2 separate regions of the Homo sapiens genome follow, and region 2 is linked to region 1. Evidence: chromatin loops called from intact Hi-C (ENCODE). Cell type or tissue: GM12878. All regions are shown on one strand. Each heading gives the region's core, and the rest is flanking DNA. Links, peaks and the distances in the headings are about the cores only.

Evidence for each region. Peaks named below come from ENCODE experiments on the same cell type or tissue, not always from the same donor. Only the 100,000 strongest peaks of a DNase experiment are listed, where the experiment ranks them.
Region 2: a loop joins it to region 1, with 5 times the contacts of the local background. A loop is called at or near these places in 3 of 110 quality-filtered maps.

What each region holds. Positions count from the first base shown.
Region 1 is chr12:116,675,953-116,678,868 of GRCh38, forward strand. All of the region lies in intron 1 of LINC03088 (long intergenic non-protein coding RNA 3088), which reads left to right. Among named protein-coding and RNA genes, the nearest start is that of LINC03088, 16 kb to the left of the region's middle. In GM12878, for the core only: no CTCF peak of the experiment used is centred there; DNase peaks (open chromatin) are centred at 959, 1,289 and 1,619; H3K27ac peaks cover 1,337 bases.
Region 2 is chr12:116,536,849-116,539,764 of GRCh38, forward strand. No RefSeq gene overlaps it. Among named protein-coding and RNA genes, the nearest start is that of LINC00173, 4.9 kb to the left of the region's middle. RefSeq lists an enhancer at 537-766. In GM12878, for the core only: no CTCF peak of the experiment used is centred there; DNase peaks (open chromatin) are centred at 653 and 1,373; H3K4me3 peaks cover 741 bases; H3K27ac peaks cover 2,040 bases.

The sequences.
Region 1 (2,916 bases), core at 310-2,809:
GGCACCTTTGTACATAGGACATTCCAAGCCACCACTTGGTACTCTCCATGGATGGCAAATGTGTCAACTTTGAGAGAGGATAACAGACCATTAAGAGAAAGCAAAGGAGGCTGTTGCCAGAGGTGGAAATTGGTTCTTGCCAACTAACTGCCCTCCTTCAATTTCACTCGGTCAAGGCAGTGGGGATTTTTCAAATCATCCTCATGGCTGTGGTTCCAGCACCACCCTGGGAGGGATGGGGTTGCAGGGTAAAGACTATAAAGAAGAGGGCTGGGTGCAGTGGCTCATGCCTGTAATCCCAGCACTTTGGAAAGCTAAGGTAGGCAGATCACTTGAGGTCAGGAGTTCAAGACCAGCCTGGTCAACATGGTGAAACCCCATCTCTATTAAAAATACAAAAATTAGCTGTACGTGGTGGTGTGTGCTTGTAATACCAGCTACTCGGGAGGCTAAGGCAGGAGAATTGCTGGAACCCAAGAGGCAGAGGTTGCAGTGAGCCAAGATCGTGCCACTGCACTCCAGCCTGGGCAACAGAGCAAGACCCCATCCACCCCCTTCCCTCCCAAAAAAAAGGCTCATGCCTATAGTCCCAGCTATTCAGGAGGCTGAGACAGAAGGATTGCTTGAGGCCACCAGTTCAAGGCTGCAGTGAGTTATGATTGCACCACTGCATTACAGCTGAGGCAACAGAGCGAGACTTGACTCAAAAGAAAAAAAAATTGATGGAATTTTGGCCGTATGCAGTGGCTCACGCCTGTAATCCCAATACTTTGGGAGGCTGAGGCAGGCGGATCACCTGAGGTCAGGAGTTTGAGACCAGCTGGACAACAGAGCATGACCCCATCTCAAAAAAAAAAACCCAAAAAACAAAACAACAACAACAACCAAAAAAAACCACAGAAGAGGCTTGACTGACAGCCAAGGAGAAAACTTAACGACACACACACACACAAAACCCCGAACTGGTAGCAAACAGGATGGACTGGTGGCTGCATGCCAAAGTCCTTTGGGTTCACATTTGACTTCAGCTTAGAGGGACAGTAGCCAGCGTTTCCCTTTGTCGGAACTAGGCAGATTATGGGAAGAGGCTCTGGCACTCTTAAAATTCCCCTGCCCTCACAGACCTAAAATTAACATCACTGTTTATAGTGCTGGCTGTGGATGTAGAATATCATATTACAGTAGTAAATGATACGATAAAGATATAGTAATCCAATATTGGAAATCTGAACTGACTATGACTACCAATTGCTTATGCATTTAACAGGTCATAATTATTAGCACTTACATCACTGTCCTTTGTGTTCAAGGATGACACCAACGGATACTGTCTCTACATGTGGCCAAGATCACGAAAGCATGAGAACTGTGTAATCTTTCTCTTTAAACAGCATTTTGAGATATAATTCATATACCATGCAATGCATGCTATTCAAGGGCTTTTGGAGTATTCACAGAGCTGTGCAACCATCACCACAATCTAATTTTAGAGCAGCTTTTTCTCCTCTAAAAGAACCCCCCCTCCCAAAAAAAAAAAAACCCCAAAAACCCCATACCAATAGCAGTTAGTCCCAAGTTCCCCTTTCTTCCACCCCCTGGTAACCATTTTCTGCCTCTGTGCCTTTGCCTAGTCTGTGTATTTCATATAAATAGTCATGCAATATGTGGTCTTTGGCAATGGCTTCTTTCGCTTAGCGTAATGTTTTCAGGGCTCATCCACGCTGTAGCATGAATCAGTACCATATACTTTATTCATTTTCTTTATTTTTTTCTCTTTTTGACTTTTATTTTAGAATCAGGGGTACACGTGCAGGTTTGTTACAAAGGTATATGACGTGATACTGAGGTTGGAAGTATGAATGGATCCCTCACCCCCAGTAGTGAGCATAGTATCCAATAGGTAGGTTGTTTTCAACCTTACTCCCTTCCCATCCTCCCTCCTCTTGTATTCCCCAGTGTCTGTCATTCCCGTTTTTATGACTATGTGTACCCAAAGCTTAGCTCCCCCTTACAAGTGAGAACATGCAGTATTTGATTTTCTGTTTCTGTGTTAGTTTGCTTAGAAGAATGGTTTCTAGCTGCATCCATGTTGCTGTAAAAGACATGATTTTTTTCCTTTTATGGCTGTGTAGTGTTCCATGGTGCCTATGTACCACATTTTCTTTATCCAGCCCACCATTGATGGGCACCTGGGTTGATTCCATGTCTTTGCTATTGCTACTTTTTTTATTGCCAACTATTATTCCATTGTATGGATATGCCATGTTTTGTTTATCCATTCACTGGCTTGACTTTTCTTTTTCTTTCTTTCTTTCTTTCCTTTTTCTTTCCATACATATAAGACGTACATATTTTGAGGGTACCTGTGATAATTTGATACAACCATATAATCAAATCAGGGTAATTGGGATGTCCATCACCTTAAATAATTATCTCTTTTTATTATTATTATTTTTAAGACAGAGTCTTACTCTGTTGCCCAGGCTGGAGTGCAGTGGCACAATCTCGGTTCACTGCAACCTCCACCTCCCGGATTCAAGCAATTCTCGTGCCTCAGCCTTCTAAGTAGCTGGGATTACAGGTGCCCACCATCAGGCCTGACTCATTTTTGTATTTTTAGTAGAGATGGGGGTTTCACCATGTTGGCCAGGCTGGTCTCAAACTCCTGAGCTTAAGTGATCTGCCCACCTCGGCCTCCCAAAGTGCTGGGATTACAGGCATGAGCCACTGCACCCAGTCTATTTATCTTTTCTTTATACTAGGAACCTTTGAATTATTCTCTTCTAGCTATTTTGAAATGTGCAATTGATTTATTTGACTATAGTCACCCTACTACTATATTGAACGCCAGATCTTATTTCTTCTAAGTATATCTTTGTACTCATTAATCAACCTCTCTTCGTTCCCCTTCTTCTT
Region 2 (2,916 bases), core at 277-2,776, 140 kb before region 1:
TGGGGTTCAAGTGATTCTCACTCATGCCTCAGCCTCCCAAGTAGCTGGGCAAGAGCCAGCACACCCGGGCTAATTTTTGTATTTTTAGTAGGGACGGGCTTTCGCCATGTTGGCCAGACTGGTCTCGAACTCCTGGCTTCAAGTGATCTGCCCACTTCAGCCTCCCAAAGTGCTGGGATTACAGGCATTTAATCACTGCACCCGGGTGAGCCACTGCACCCGGCCAAGTTCATATTCTAAAAGTGAAACATTAATGCTGCATTGTGTATTTTTTGGTCAAGTGCTTCAGATGTGTGGAAGGAATTTCTTTGTATAAATGCAATTATTCGTCACCATGATGATAATTATAACGAGGGTGACTGCACAGAACTGTGCCTCCCCAGCAAGCATGGGCTGGGCAGGGCCGGGTATTCCCTTCGCTGACTTGCTTCACTAGTTGACTAACAGACCTTATTCCCGGGCCTGAGCTGATGATATCCTGCCAATGCCAGCTTCCCAACATGGAGGGGACGCAAGAGCGAGCGCCATGGGATCCTGGGGGAAAAGCAGCCTGTGTTTGCTGCTGCTTTGACAGTTGAGGCTCTGAGAGGGACTGGCAAACAATGGGAAATGAAACATTTGAGTGGTTGCAAAAAATTCCATGGGAAATCCCCCCTGGTGGTATTTATGTGCGACGGCTGTGACAAGGAGAGCGCAGGGCTTTCGATTTCAAGGGTTCCTGAGCAGACCACAATGGCCTTCCAAGATGGCAATCCCCGGGAACAGCTCTCTCGGCCACAAAAGGCCAGTTTGTCTGTCCAGGGAAGATCTGGCCCCATGCATCAAGTTGGCCATGAGCTGCAGTGTCTTCTTTGGGGCATGACCCACATTTATAGGGTCTGGGCCTCTGAACCTTCTGCTCCTAAGACAGATCTATCTCAGTTGTCCCTCTGGTTTTCCCAGGCCTCAAGGACCTGGGGGCTGATAGGGGCTGAGGGGTTTCCCTCGGGCTCAGCCTCCATCTGCAGAACTGTGGGAACCTCAGCCTCCATCAGACCCCTCCCCATTTTCTGGTCAGCACGTGGCCTCCTCCTGTTTCCTCCATTCCCGTTGGTAATGGACATTTATTTAACTTTTACTCCCCCTCCATTCTCATTTAGAAAAGAAAGTGAACTGATATTAACCAATCTTTGTTTTGCCTTCTTTAACACTAATGCATATGCAAAATAGTTACCACTATTGATAATATCTTATTGCTGCTGTGATATATGTGTGTATATGTACAGATCTGCTTGAAGGTAAGCTTTATATAGATTTTTAGAGATACTTGGTAAATGAGAAAATGGAAACTGAAAGAGGTTAAATAAACTGCCCATGTGTATTGGTCATGAGGTTTCAGTTGCAAAGTGACAAAATCCTGACTTAGATGAACTTAAACCGGATGGAAAATGTACATTGTATTATTTGAGAAGCAAGGTCTGGATAAGCTTCAGGCATGGCTGGATCCAGGCCCTCAGTTAAGTCTTTAGGAATTTCCCTCTCTCTAGCTTTTTGGCTTTGCTTTTCCCTGTATTGGTTTCATGTTTAGATTGGCTCACTTCACCTGTTTTACATCTTTCCAGAGTCAAATCCAGCCTTTTTCCTGGTTGCCTCCATAAAAGTCCCAGGGTTAGGTTTAGTGTGCTCTGATAGATTCAGCTGCCCATTGCTGAAGCAGTGACTCTGGCAACAGGGATGGACTGATCTAAGTGCCCAGGTTCCAGTCACTGCTGAAGCCCAGCCAGACCACCTGGACACAGTAAGAGTGAGTGGTTCCCCCAAAGAAAACTGGGGTGCTCTTACCAGAAGAAGGAGGAATCGACAAAAAGACCTGATGTCCTAAACTCCCGTGTCACACTGTCACTAATGGGCAGGCAGACCCATACAGCAGCTCCTCTGCATCTTCATGCTGCTAGAGACCACCACCGGGACCACCTCCCTCCTCCATGCTCTATCCTGCCCTGTGCCTCCAGCCCCGCCCCTGCTGCAGGAATTCACTCTAGTCAGTAGTTTTCAAAATGTGCGGGAAGGAGGAAGCCAGTGGAAGAGAGCAGGTGGCTGGGTGACCTGTGGCTATGGGATTCCCCTCCTCTATTTCAACCATCCAGCAATTCTTGTGTCTCTTTGTAGATTCAGTTTCCTTGTACACTTTTATTTAAACAAAGGACACCCCAGATTTTTTAAACTTGCAAATCAGCAATTTTTCTGGAATCTATGTCTACTTACCCTAAATTAAGGAACAATAGCTCAGAAAGAGGCAGGAAACTGACAACACGTCAAATGAGTGCCAAGGGGATCTGAGAAACCACACCTCCCGATTCCCATCTCTTGCCCTTTGCACCCACGGCCTTGCAGATGGGGTCAAGATTTGTGGGCTTCTGATTTATTGGCCAAGGATGCAGACCTTAACATGTAAGTGGAGCAGCTTCCCAGAAAAGAGAAGGAAGAGGATACCTTTGCACAGTTTTTTTCTAGTCTCTGGGTTCTGTGCCCCCAGGGCAGGCAGCCTCTGGGGACTCCCTGTAGGTAGGATCCTGCCAGAATGGAGAAAAACATCCCAATTCCTGTTATTCCCTCCTGGTCCTGGGAGCTTACATCACCATTCCAGGAGAACTTACATGAGCAAGCCATGTCATGCTTCCGTTTAGGAGGATGTTTACAAACCACTATTCTGTCCTCTGAGTGTCTGGAAAGCTGGTGTCTGTGTACCAGGCCCTGCAATGCATTTCAAACACAGCTTTCTGCTGCACTGATCAGTGCTAATCCTCATAGGTAACCTTTCTGAGCACTTCCAGCATTCCTGGAACTGTGTGCTAAGTGCTTGACATGTATCATTTCATTGAATCTTCCCAACAACCCAATACCATAGGTAGCAGTATTATTTTCATTTTATAGCTG